Regions from separate parts of the Mus musculus genome. Here region 1 is linked to region 2. A link is a contact called in ENCODE Hi-C or POLR2A ChIA-PET data. All regions are on one chromosome and are shown on one strand. Each heading gives the region's core, a stretch centred on a gene start or an enhancer-like site at or near the end of the contact. The rest is flanking DNA. Distances are from core to core; before and after follow the strand shown. Region 1 overlaps Banf2os (a long non-coding RNA gene). Region 2 overlaps Mertk (MER proto-oncogene tyrosine kinase).

What was found. A loop is a pair of places that touch in the nucleus more often than their neighbours do. ChIA-PET counts read pairs that join two places held with the same protein, here RNA polymerase II (POLR2A).
Region 1: a loop to region 2 is called in a map of regulatory T cell, with 21 times the contacts of the local background. The contact joins two enhancer-like sites. A Hi-C loop is called at or near these places in 1 of 37 maps with a recorded cell type or tissue (regulatory T cell). POLR2A ChIA-PET finds 5 or more read pairs at or near these places in 1 of 5 experiments (embryonic stem cell).

The regions. Positions count from the first base shown.
Region 1 is chr2:144,156,271-144,162,893 of GRCm38, forward strand. All of the region lies in intron 2 of Banf2os (a long non-coding RNA gene), which reads right to left. Among named protein-coding and RNA genes, the nearest start is that of Gm5535, 30 kb to the right of the region's middle. Within about 2 kb of position 3,846, at least 1 of the 3 ENCODE cell types and tissues checked has a DNase peak (open chromatin) inside an H3K27ac peak, as active enhancers do.
Region 2 is chr2:128,750,900-128,758,091 of GRCm38, forward strand. It overlaps Mertk (MER proto-oncogene tyrosine kinase), which reads left to right. Exons shown (of 19, transcript NM_008587.2): 6 at 1,008-1,123. Among named protein-coding and RNA genes, the nearest start is that of Mertk, 56 kb to the left of the region's middle. Within about 2 kb of position 2,757, at least 1 of the 3 ENCODE cell types and tissues checked has a DNase peak (open chromatin) inside an H3K27ac peak, as active enhancers do.

The sequences.
Region 1 (6,623 bases), core at 2,596-5,095, about 15 Mb after region 2:
CGGCGGGAATCGGGTCCCCTCCCCCTTCCTTCATAACTGGTGTCGCAACAATAAAATTTGAGCTTTGATCAGTATGAAATTGCCTTAGCTCCGTTTCTTCTTTTGCCCCGTCTAGATTCCTCTCTTACAGCTCGAGCGGCCTTCTCAGTCGAACCGTTCACGTTGCGAGCTGCTGGCGGCCGCAACATGAAAGTATGAATTTGGTTTTGTTTTTTGTTTTTTTAATGAAAGCAAAGGAAATGACATTTGTCAAAGGAAAAAGAAAACATGAAAGTTTTTTTTAAAAAAACTTAAAAAAATAAAAATACTCCCATACATGCATACAATGGCCTTCTCAGACTTTTCTTCCCATATACTACCACCAGCACCACCAGCACCACCCAACACCAGCACCACCACATTCACCCAGCACCAACATCAGCATCCAATACCAGCACCACCACCAGCACCCAACCACCAGCACCAGCACCAGCATCATGCCTAGGGTTTGCTATCTGGCCTTGTTTCTCAGTTCGAGGAAACAGTGAGAGTTTGAAGATGCAGAGCTGTGTAGACGTGACTCTTCCCATTGGCCTTTGAGCCCAATGTGTGCAGCCCCTGTCTGCAAAGGCAGGCTTGTTCCTCGTTAAGCATACTCTCCTGACCCAATCGAGATGGCAGAAGTCACTGGGGTCTGTGCCTTCTGTGGCCTGAGCCAGCTCTAGATTGTCCCAGCCTTGCTGGGCCTCAGGCTCTCTAGGAACATCTCCAGAGGCAAGACCCCACACGGTGACCCCTTTGATCTCCTGAGTGGCTGTACCTGAAGCCCGGCTGCACATAAAGGCATTTGTCATGCTAACCTGCTGACCTGAGTTTAATCCCAACTCCACCAAGTCCTCCTCACAAAACTCCCTCCCCGCCCCCACCCCAAAACACACCAGAACCAGAACCAAGACCATTCATCTTAACCAAAAGCGAATCTTCGAATACTTCCATTTAGCCCGGTTACCTCCATCTGGCACCCGTGAGGGTGACAAATGAGCTGAAACCATTCTCTTTTGACCTCAAGAATGGGGAGCCGCTTCTCTGCTTCTGACTGGAGCAGTCACCTCCAAAGAGCCTCCTGGTTCTTTTCAAGTCACAAGCATCCAGCAGAGTCATGTCCTGGCCCCTTTCACATGCCAAGCCAAAGTCATTTCTCTTTGAATGAGCTTAGATTTAGAAAAAGGAAACAATTATCCAGGTGGCCTGTGAAGAATGAATGGGATAATGTATTGGTCCCAGCACTGTAGGGGCCAAAACAGACCGGGACAGGCCTGCAAGAGGCATCCCATACTCATGCTGTTGTTGTTGTTGCTGCTGCTGCTGCTGCTGCTGCTGCTGCTGGTGGTGTTCAGTTTCACCAAGAAATCCAGGCTTGGGTGTTCTTTACTATTGATACAACCCGTGGGTGTCTAGCATCAAGAGTGGGCATGTGCCTCTGGAAAGTACCAGGGGAGCCAGAAAGCCAGGCAGGGAGATGGAGTTCTGTTGACTGAGCTCACAGCACAGCATGCAGCAGTGCCCCCCACTCTATCCCCGCACCCGGAAGGCAATGCCATGCAGAGAATGGAGACACTGAAGGTAGTGTCCCTGACCTTGAGTCCACTGGGGACATCTGGACCTCTCTCTGCACTGGCAGCAGGGCACCTACAAGCCCTGAGGGTTGCTGGTTTCTGATGACAGTTTCCTGGGTAGGCAATAGTTCACAGTCTGTGAGCAGAGGCTAGCCTATGGCTGATCCTGCATTTGGTCAAAGTGAGACCTCAAGCAAGAAGCTTAAGCCTGGCTTTCTTAAATTAAACTTTGTTTTCTCCTTGCCTGAAATCTGAGCATCCACTGAGAAGTGTGTCTGGTAGTTAAATGAGCAGTGAGGTCTGGGAGGTGCCCAACTAGTAGGAACCCACAGAGAACCCTCTAGTCAGAGGGGAAAGGCCAAAGAAAACCACCCTCCTCAGAGTGCCCTGTGCCAAGGAAGGGAAAGCCCGAGGGGGCGAGAGTCAAGTGGTTAAGGAAAGAGAGGAATCAATCACCCAGGTAGCTACGAAAGAGACCTGGTCAGCTGCTGGGCTTTGCTTCAGCCAGGCGATGTGCAAGTTTGTAATCTGAACTGAACTTCTCAAGAAGGCAGAGCCAAAGCTGAGGCTCCTCCTGTCTCTAGCCTCCCCATTAATACGCGTCAGCACAGCCTTCTGGGAACATCAGTCTCATAAGTGGCTTATTCAAAAGACTTCAGCTCATCCCTTCATGGGGTCATCCCGTCATCTGGGGAAAAGTTCAGGATGGGTCCCTACCTTCTTCCTCTCACGAATATGAATTCCAGATAAATCAGACCTTAAAACTGCAATTGTAAAAACATTAGGAAAATGAGTTACAGAGCCTCTCGTCTGCATCCGTGGAGCCAAACAACAGTGGACTGAAAACCGTTCAGAAAGAAATCATGTCTCTACTGAACATTTGCCAGGATGCCTTAAACAATAGAGTTGAACAACCATTTGCATAGCATTTACATTATATTCAACATTATAAATAATCCAGAGGTGAGATATGCACAGGTTATATGCTAATGTTGTGCTTTTCTTAAACAAAAGATTTGAGAATCCGAGGATTTTGCTGTCTGCAGGAGAGCTCCTGGAACAATGTCCCGCAGGTAGCAATAGATAATTATAGGTGGGTAGAAATGAATTTTTTTTTCTTAAGCATATATATGCTTGCATAATACAGTCCTGGAAGATGGTGGTTGCCCCTTGAGAGAAGGGAGAAGATGGAGAGGGAAGCCACGTGCATTTTGTCTTTGATTACATTAACATGCAAATGTGAAAAGGCTGGTGGTTGCTTTCTTTTACATTTACTTGTTTAGCGTATCTGTCTATGTGTGCCTGCCCACACCACAGCACACATGTGCAGGTCAGAAGACTTCCTTCTTCTAGTCATCAGGCTCTGGGACAACTGCCTTTACCAGCTGGGCCATCTGGTCCCAGCGACCCCATGTATAACTTCTTCATAGCATCACACTGGGTCGGTTGTCTATGGATAAATTCAATCCCTTAAATCAGAACAACGAGAATCCTAAAAATGTCATAGCCTTCGAGCAATATGTGTGCATAGCGTATGCAGGGGCATGACTGCTCCAGAGCATAGTCAGTCTGAGCTCCATATGGCCTCTGGAAACCTGACCAGGTGGGACACACACACACACACACACACACACACACACACACACACAGGGAGCCATCCCAAGCCAGGAGCCAGAGATTTGAGAGAAGATAGAAATTAAATTAGGTGCCTTTCTTGGGGAAGGAGGAAGGACCACGTGATCCAGGGAACACCGGGGCTGAATGGAGAACCCCTTCCTCCCAAAAGGCTCCAAGCTTAGGAGAGATGCTGGGTCCCCACCAGGACAAAAGCAGACCCATCAATGCCTGTTCAGCCTCCTCCAGCCCCACTTTGCACTTCCTTGGAGAATTGCAAGGAGCAAATGCCCCTCTTGGGAGTGCCCACCATGGGTCTTCCCCAAGGCATTAAGTTAGCACAGCCATGAGTGCCCTGCAAGCTCCCCAAGTCTCCATTTCTGGGTTTCCCTTTGTGCCTTACTCACGTGGTCCTTTTGGAAATTTTCAACTTTTTTTCTTTTCAAAGTTAAGGGGAAAGGAATTTTTCCAGACCTCAAAGACGTTGGCTCAGCTGTAATAGGGGTGGGGGTGGGAGGATAAGAAGAACTATGGAGCTGCTGTGAATGGGGGCAGGGACGACAACATTTGACTCTGAGAGCTGGGTGCAGGCCCCACACCCCCACCCACCTCCACCCCGTGCCTTGTGGGCTGCCCACTCCTCCTGGATCTGGTGTGACTGCAGGCCAGTCGCCTGGGCCTTGGTTACCCTTTAACCACGTCATGATTCCTTGGCCTCCTTTCAGCCCAGCATAACAAACATACAGGCTCAAAACTGCAGCCAGAGCAGAGATGGGGCGAGTAGAGGACTGGGGTCGATGCTCCAGCTCGGGGCTGGAGGGAATCTATCTTCTCTCCCTCTTCTTGCCTCTTTGGCTCTTCTCTACCTCTTTCCGACTACACCAGGAACAAATTGTGGAGCAAAAGAACTTTCTGGGCTCCACCTTTAAGCGAAGAGGCTACTCCCACATCTGGATCCGCTGGATAGCCTGGCTTCTTAGAGTCCTCAGAGCCTGGGTCCAAGCCTTCCTGCTCAGCCTCTACTTGGCTCCCACTTTCTCCACGTTGTCCTCTTCCTCCCACGGCATGTTGGCTTTCTGCCAAACCAGTTCTCTCCTGGCTCTAAACTTTTGTTGGGGAAGGGGGCTGGGGGTGGGGAGATGAAATCAGCACTTGGGGAGCTGGAAGGGGGTGGAAACAGCTGCTTTTAACAAAATGGGATGGAGGAGGGGAGGGAGGCCCAACATCTGGAAAGGCTGAGGTCTGGTAGGATACGCAGCTCGCATACACAGGGTCCTAAGGCGCTCGCTAATGGCGCCCCTGAACTGTACGCATTAGACTCAGGCATTCTTGGAATACGTATTAACCTCCCTGGTCGCAGATTTCCCCTTCGCCTTAGAGATACGGGGACAAAATATTTCTCTTTCCTCTTGCCTCTCCCACATGCTTGAGACATGAGAGAATGATGGGTTCTATGGTATTGTTCCCCAAGATGAAGTTGCTGGGCTTGGCCAGACCCTGTGGCATCTACCACAGATTACAAACCTAGTTGTCGCTCTCCTCACCACCACCACCACCACCACCACCCCGTGAGGAGCCAGAGAACTGGATTTTTACGTGAAAAACGCCTGAGACTTAAATGTTGACAACTAATTCAGAAGCTGAGAATACTGAGCGGTCAGCCTAACACTAGCCAAGCAGAGGATGTTATTTAATCCAATCAAATTGTCAATCAAATTACCCAACCGTACTGTCCCCTCACGCAAGGTGACTCCAACAGCAGCCACGCACTGCGGGAAGAGGAGAGCTTCAGATCTGGGAGGAGCCAGGGACACACCAGTGGCAGAGAAGGGTCCAAGGTGCAGGATGGGGTGGTCATACAGTCTGCCTTGGGCCAGGTCTGGCGTCAGCCCTCCCCCAGAACACAAGGTCCCAGAAGCTGCCCCCCGTTCCTGCTTCACCCCAAGACATCCTTAATGTCCTCAGCTTCTGAATTAGTTGTCAACATTTAAGTCTCAGACGTTTTTCACGTAGAAATCCAGTTCTCTGGCTCCCCTGGCTCAGAGATTCAGAGGTTAAGAGTGGCTGCTGGTCTTGCAGTTCAGTACCCAGCACCCAGTTCAAGTAGCTTACAACCACCTGTAACTCCAGATCCAGGGGATCCGACAACCTTCTGGACTCTACACCTGAATACACACCCACACACCCACACACACCAGAATAAAAATAAATATTTAAAAAACTAAACTAACTAAAAACACCCAATTGTAAACTGAAATGCGCCCCTCCTCCCTAGTGTTGCTTCTGGGAAGATATTTGGTCACAATAAAGAGGAAGGTTCCTAATACACTGTACTTAGAATTTACCTTCTCCTCCCTGGCCTGACATCCTTTGTCAACAGCTTAGGCAAGGAGTTGACCTGGTATCCCCCTTGTAAAGGTGTCTCTCCTATCTCCTGAGACTTGCTGAATTCATCCTCTGGGAATTTAGCCTCAGCCCCCTCTTAGCTTGGTCTCTTCCCTGCTCTGAACTGTTTCCTTCATTTCCCCCTGAGAACACTCCCTTAATAAATCACAGGCACACAAGGCCTCATTCCAGGATCCATTCCGAAACCCAGCCAAGGATGGGGTCAACTCCTACTACAGCAGAAAAAGAAGAAGAAGAAGAAGGAAAAAAAAAAAAAAGACACAATTATATACCTCAGAGGACATGGGCTGTAAAAGATCTCATCTGTTAGAGGGTATTGTCTGAGAATCAACTTAGGATGCCTGGCTCCTTCCTTTGGGCTCTCTGCTCTCCTACCTGACCCCTATCTCTGCATGGCAACCCTCCATAGAATTGGAACTGTTCACAAATATCTTCTCACTCTTCCTCAACTATTTGGCAGCCACTGTGTGTCTGGCCCTGACCCATCCCAGACTCAGTAAATTCTAGACAACTTGTCCCGATGGCTGACACAGCTAAACTGAAGTCGTTTCATAAGGGAAGTTTGGATCCAGAAAGGATCCGTTATCCTGGTACTAGGAACACAGATGCAGGCTGGTGGGTACAAGGCTTGAAACCCCAAGGGGACCCAGATGAAAATAAACTGGATCTACAGAGATGGACAGACAAGAGATCTGAAGGAAATGGGTACCACGGTCCGAGTCAGGCTTCTGATGCTTGTTTCCAAAAGCATCCTGACATTTGCCAAGATTCTCAAACTGTAACTGTGGCCTTTGGAAGTCCGAGGGGAGTGCAGTGGGGACAGGGGCTGGTTCTCGGTGGCTGGTGAGAGCTGAGAGCAGGAGAGCAAGTGGAGAGGGCAGGGGATGACTAATATAAGCAAGGAAGCCTGTTGCCAGAAAGAACTAGAAACTCTTCCCCACCTGGGCTACATGCAACAACCACAACAGCAGAAGCTCCAAAACAGACAAACATGGCGGAAGCAGGTGC
Region 2 (7,192 bases), core at 1,507-4,006:
ATTTTACTGTCACGTAGCTCTTTAGATAGAGAAGATGAAATGCTGGGTTCATGGTTCTTTCCTACTATCCTCAGGAAATCACAGCAACACAAAGACATGTTGGAATATGCTGAATGATAAGTTAAAGGTTGGGCATGCAGAGAAGGGGATTTAAAACGACGGAAGGAGTTCTAAAGGATTCTGATTTCAGTTTCGGTAAACGGACTGGATGAAGGATATGACATAGCATTTTGTAAAGGTTCATTGCCAAAAAAAAAAAAAAACAAAAAAAACAAACTAAAAGTGACTCCTGGAGGAAGTGTATAACTTCCTTCCTTTTCCACAAATTCTGCTATTACAGTTTCAAAAGGCATGCTGGGAATCTCAGAAATCCATCAGTGGGTGTAGACTTATAAAGACGTATTTACTAAGGCTAAGGTTTAAACTTCTCCGAGTTTAGACATGTATAAAATGGGAAGCATTAAAATGTGTGCTTCATGTAGAATCTCATCTAAACTTTCTTTAAAAACTCTATCCAAACAAACAAACAAAAAAAAAACCAAAAACCTCTATTCTATTTCCAAAGCTTGTGGGATTTCTATGCGTTTATTTTAAGACAAGGTGGCCTTGAACTTCCGGTCCTTCTGCCTTATCTCCCCAACTCTGAGGTCAAACTTGTGTTTCTGACTGACCTTCATTTATCTTAAAGCTTTTTCCAGAATAACCAAGACCCACTTTGCCTAAGCCAGTGGTTCTCAGTCTCCTAATGCTGCCGTCCTTTAACACAGTTCCTCATGTTGTGGTCACCCCCAACTACAAAATTATTTTGTTGCTATTTCATAACCATAATCTTGCTACTGTTATGAATGGTAATATAAATATCTGTGTTTTCCAATGTTAAGCGACTCAGGTGAAAGAGTTGCTTGACCCCCAGAAGGGTCACGACCCACAGGTTGAAACTGGTTGATACTTGAAGCCTCCTGTGGTTTATAATTGTGATGGTGTGTGTGTGTCTTCTTTTTCCATAGTAATCCCCTCCCCGCCCACTGAAGTCCATATCCTCAACAGTACAGCACACAGCATCCTGGTCTCCTGGGTCCCTGGTTTTGATGGCTACTCCCCACTTCAGAACTGCAGCATTCAGGTAAATTTCCAAAATGGAGAGGGAAGGTGCTGAGTGGTGCTCTCTGACTTTCCCTCCTCCTCCCCAGGGTAACCTCTTCCACTCCCCCTCCGTGTCCACCATCACGGGCTGTTTTGATTCTCTGGCCACAGTGCTCCATTGTGGCCCAGGACCCAAGCAAGGGAGAAACATGTTTCCAAGGACAAAGGCCATGAAACCAGGGATAATTCTTTATAAGTTACATAGACACATCCCTGAAGGAGAGCTGGTTTGTGACCAAAGGTCCAGGAGGCTCCACACCTCCCAGAGTGACTTATCCTGGGCTGGTGTTATGGAGGACAGTCATGTGGGTCATGTATGCTGATAGATGAAGCCCCTTAGCTAACATTGTCTCTTGGGGAAAAGGGGGTTGGGGGTTGGGTTTGCTGGACTTGTTCAATCATCAGTTCCTTTTAACATTAGCTAAAGTTACTATGAAACAGGGTTGGGGAAAATATGGGTAGGTCACCCTAAATGATACGTTGTTGTGGTATAAGCTGTATACTCTTGAGTGTTCCTTTCATGAAAACACTATCAGTAACATTGTTATTTAACAAGAGCCCACTGCAACCAAGGCATTCTTCAGATACCTCTTGCTTAAAACAGCACTCACCAAGTCTGTGAGTGACAGGACCAGAAAGAATTCAGGCCCTGAAGATCTGATGCCAAGCAACATCAGAGCTCAGAGGTCCTAACTCCATAGTCAGATCAGACACTGTGTAGGAGCTAGTTAGCAGTCACTCTTGGACTGTCTTCTAATTGTATGAATGTATTCTACCTTGTCCATTGTTATGCATAGGAATGGAATTACTCTTAATTTCCTGAATATCTAGTTTTCTCATTAAAAACTCATTAACCTGTGTATGTGGGGTGGTGGCACATACCTTTAATCCCAGCATTGGAGGTGGGGAGAGGCAGAGGCAGGTGGATCTCTGAGTTAAGGCCAGCCTGGTCTACAGCGTGAGTTCCAAGATACCTAGGGCAACACAGAAACCCAGTATCAAGAAATAAACAATAAGCAAACAAACAAAAGTCATTAACCAGGCCAGCAAGTTGCCACACAAGCCTGAGAGCCTGAGTTTGATCCCAGGGTAGGACAGAACAGAGTCCTGAGCATCCTCTTCTGACCTTTACTTGTGTATCATGGCACATAAGTGTCCCTCCCATGATAATAATACATAAATGAATGAAATTAGATTTTAAAAAGACAAACAAATTAACCTAGCATACTTGTCATGCCAACTCAGTTTGGAGAAGTGACTTCCAGAGAATTTTGTGTTGATCAACCAGATGTTTTTCATACCAACTAGAATTAAGTTCACTGTCCTTGGTGCCTCCTACTCTTATCTGACAGCTGTTCCTTCTCTGAAAAATAAAAACAAACATTATCCCTAAAACCGTCTCCTCGCTGTACGGCTCCCAGCCTTGCTTGGCTCCTGCCTGACTTTGTATGTGAATTTCAGTGCAGTCCTTATGCCTACCGTCTCTCACCAGGAAATCTAATCAACTGATTAATGATTTTTTTTTTAAAAGACAGAGTCAGCTTCTTGTTGTCTATAGTGCCCTTCCTCTCACTGTTGCCAAAAATAACCATGAACTCCTGTTCCTCCTGCTTCTGCCTCCAAAGGGCAGTGTGTGCCGCCACCATGCCTCATTGGAAAAAAATGTACTCTAAGTGTTTATGCTGCACATCTGTGCTAAACATTTCCCTGTAGACATGGCGTTAGCTGTGTTCCAGGGCAGTTTTGATTTGCTGTATTATCATTCATCTCAAGGGGTTTCTCCCTTGGTTTGATTTTGCCTATTTTGTTTTTCTCTCTCTTTCTTTCTCTTTCTTTCTTTCTTTCTTTTTTCCTTCCTTCCTTCCTTCCTTCCTTTCTTCCTCTCTCTCTCTCTCTCTCTCTTTCTTTCCTTCTTTCTTTCTTTCCTTTTTCTTTTTTTTCTTTTACTTTCTTTTTATGTGGGCGCTGCTGATTTGCATGTGGGTCTCCATGCGTGTCCAGTCAGTGTTCTTATCCACTGAGCCTCTTTTTTATTTCTAACATTCCATTAGAAAATACTTAGCATGATTTCAGTCATTTAGCATTTATTAAAGCTTGTTTAATGACATAGCAGATGTCCTATCCTAGAGACTGCCGAGCACTAGAGATGGGGTAAACCAGTTGTAGAAATGTTCTCTGTGTAACAGTTTAGCCTGGTTGGTTCGTTGTCTCACTCTGTCTTATATCCTGTTTGTCTTCTGTCCTAGTATATACTTCTATCTGTAACTATAAGTGAGGAACCTAGGTCTCAACTCTCATTTTTTAAGCCTTTCTCCCTTTAACTCTACCAGTTTTGCTCTATGGGAGTTCAGAGCTCCATTGTTGGGTACAGTGAGGAAATGGTGTTAGTGTTTGTTCTTCGGATATAGCTGGAGTTATAGCCAGCCTTCTGAAAAGCTAAACTGAGGAGCCAGAGAGGGTATGGCAGAACTTCAGGGAGACTCTGAGAGAGAATGGCTCACACTGTGACCTCTTTGAGAGAGTGAGTCTCTGGGTAGGTGTGAGGAGGGGAGGGACAGCTGAATGGCTGGAAGTGCCAGGTCACTCCGAAAGGTGAAGAGTCAAACACCAGCTTCACCCAATCTCTCTGACTTTGCTGTGGCTTTGCATAGCTGTGGACTATATAAAAAAGCATCCCAGGGCAGACAAGGGTAAGCTCCCCTCGGCCACCTTGGACCATGTGGTGCCAGATGTGGTCATTCTGCACTCAAACCATCAGCTAGCTCGGCTCCCCTTCACTCTTTCTCCCTTCTGCCTTTGGTAGATGAGCAAATGACACGGAAAAGCCAATTAAATGACACAAGCAATCTTGATATTTACCTAAATTAAAACCTGGGTTTCATTTTTCTGATCTTCACATTTAATAGAGTGTCCTTTATCTCCTATGATGGCCGCTCATGGGATCTAGAAATTGCGTCCAGCATGTCAGTCCCTTCCCAGAGGGACTGAGCATGGATTTTAGTTCATCACCATTTTAAACTCGGTAGCAAATGAATGGTTTGGATGGGATTCAGGGCTGCACACTTTCCGGACATACCCTTTCACTTCCTTTGATCCTGACTAGAGTTTCTTTCTTCACCCATTTTTTTGGAACACATGTTCCTTTTCTATTTTTAGCTCCCTCATGTGCCTCTTGCCATTCTATGCCCCACTTTTCCCCAGGGTCCACAGAGGAGGGCCATTTTAGAAATCTGACTTTTTTCCCAAGAACCTGCCCGTACATGCTCACAGAAGGTTCCAGAACTGGGATTGGGGCAGAGAGCCAAAGGTTTCTTCCACCTTAGTTTTAGTGGTTGGTCACCAGGAAGTCAGTGCATAGTTTAATATGAAAGAACAAAAAGTCGTTTCTGCCAAAAAGTCACCCTAAGATAAGCACATGGCCCCTGTTTCTCAAACAGTGGTGGCCTCAGCCTCAGGCCAGCTGGTACCTTCCTGTCACCCACAAGGTCTGAGTCAGAGGTGGAATTCAGCCTTCACTCCACCCTCATGGCATCTACCAGGGGACTCCAAAATGTTCCAGAATGTCTATTTATGGCCCTGTGCTAAACTGCACGCACACCTATCCTGACATAACAGCACTGTATGCCCATGGCCCATGATCGTACCTCCTTAATAAGGGGAATTCGTTTTTTGATTAAAGATTTTTTCCCCCAAAATTGCTTTTGGTTGTTTCTGTTTTACCCACTGCTGTTGTCTTTTTTTTTTTTTTTAACATATACATGAGGTAGAGAAACCACCTCTACCTTTATAACCCATTCCCAAACAGTATGTATGCATAAGGGAGGAGGGGCTTGGCCAAGAACTAGATTTTTGCTGAGAATCCTTTCCTCTTGCCTTATGTACAGATTTGGAGAATAGTGTGGAGGAAATTGTGGCATTTGTGGGGAGGGGTAAAGATGAGAAAATAAACATCTTAAGGAGATTAGAGAAAGGTTTGCTAGATGAGATAGAAGCCATATTTTACTGTATATCCCAGCTTCTCCCAGGATATATGCCAACTGTGCACGCTCCTAAGATTGTGTTTCTATTGGAGTGGAGAGTGAGAAGGAAAAAGGCCACACTACCAAAGCCAACTCAAGGCAAGAGCAGAGATCTTCATGTCACAAAATAAGACAGAGATTTTTGCTGGGCATGGTAGCTGCAAATACCAGGGTGTCTATAAACCCAGGTACTCGAAGACTGAGATGGGGGGAATGCCAGTTTGCCCACAGCCTGGACTACGTGGTAAGACTTTTAAAATAGAAATGCAAAGAGGCTTAGAGGTGGCGGTAGCTCAATGGCCGGACAGTTGCCTAGCATGTGTGCAGGCCTGCAGGTCAGCACCAGTTCTGGCAAATGAAACCCAATCACAAGGCCTTTAAAAAGAAGAAAGACAATAGTCACGCACTAGCCTTGTCAGTGTGGCACACTAAGGGCAGGGGTGGGCTTTGTCAGGGTGGCACACTAAGGGCAGGGGTGGTATGCAAACGAGAATGGCAGCAAACAGGCCCTGGCCCCACCTGGGGATCCCTGAAGTCAGCCATGTTTGTAGCTGTGTATTCCTCCCTGAAGCAGCCTGGGAATGAGACTGCAGACACAGAACTAAGATGCCTGAAGAGAAATATCTAAAGTGTACACTTATGGAACCCCCAGAAGAAAAGGAGCCTGCACCCCAGAACCTCAGTCCCTCCTACAGTGTGTCTGCTGGGGGAGAGGGGGGCTAACACAATGCCTGAATGTAATTCTGATGAAAACTAGGTATTGCTGGAGAAGAATTTTCTGACCGCCTCAGCATCTGGATTTTCTGGAGGAAGACTTTCAAGACCTATTTACTATTTCGGAAGTCAACGTAAGCAGGGTTTCCAACTGAAGTATGAAAGATGCCAAGGTGAAAGATGGCTACTCTTGGTTGTCAATGTGAAGTATGAAAGATGCCAAGTATGAAAGATGGCTACTCTTGGTTTTGAATGTGACAACATCTACAATGAAGTAAAACCCAAGCAGCTTAATTAAATCAACTGAAGTGGGAAGACCCGCTTTTAATCTAGATCTTTTGGGGTTGGAAGATCCACCTTTAATCTAGGCCACACCTTCTGCTGGCAGCCTGTATAAAGGACATGGAAGACAGAAGTCTTCACTCTGCCTGCTGCTCTCCCTCACTGGCAAGCCCATTCATCCCTTCACTGGTACTGAAGGCTATTTCTTTGGGATTCTTTCAACTGAAGACCAGATGAGACCTCCAGCCTCATAGACTGAGCAACTACTGGACTCTTGGACTTTGCATTGGTAGACATCCATGGTCGGACTAGCTGGACCTCAGCCCGTAAGGCATTGTAAAAAGTCCCTATATGCGTATTTATTCTGTCAGCCCTGAATGACAGATGGTTCTAGCAGGAGCAAGGCACAATGCTGGGAGTTAAAATGTGCTTTAGCTGTCACACTTTCACACTCTGCAGCTGCGGTCATGCGCACAAGACCTGCACAAGACTGGGCCCATCTACATCCTGTCATGGAGTAGGGAGATGTTCATATGGCGTTACTCCTCCCTGAGAGTGGCTAGGCAGGTGACAATCGTCGTCAAGGAGCAACTAATGGAAGCTCACTCCTTGAGGATTCCTAGGTAGTTGATGGTTGCTGGGGAAGGAAGAGACTTGTTTTTCTATAGCATAGCCTCTGGGAGGGTACCCATGGTTCTGTAAATAACTCCTCACCTATGTTCCTATAGACAATCCTAATGATTGCTCTCTCTCTCACACACACACACACACACACACACACACACTCACACACACACACAAGGCCATGATGGTGCTGGAGAATGGCTCAGGTGTTAGGAGCATTGTTTACTTTTGCCATGACCTGGGTTGAGGGCCCAACACCCACAGGCTCAGAACTGCCTGAAACTCCAGTTCCAAGGGATCTGGTGCCTTTTTCTGACATCCGCCAACACCAGGCATGTTGTTGCACATACATGCATGGCAAGACATTCATACACATAAAATAAAAATAAAAATAAATTATATATACATAT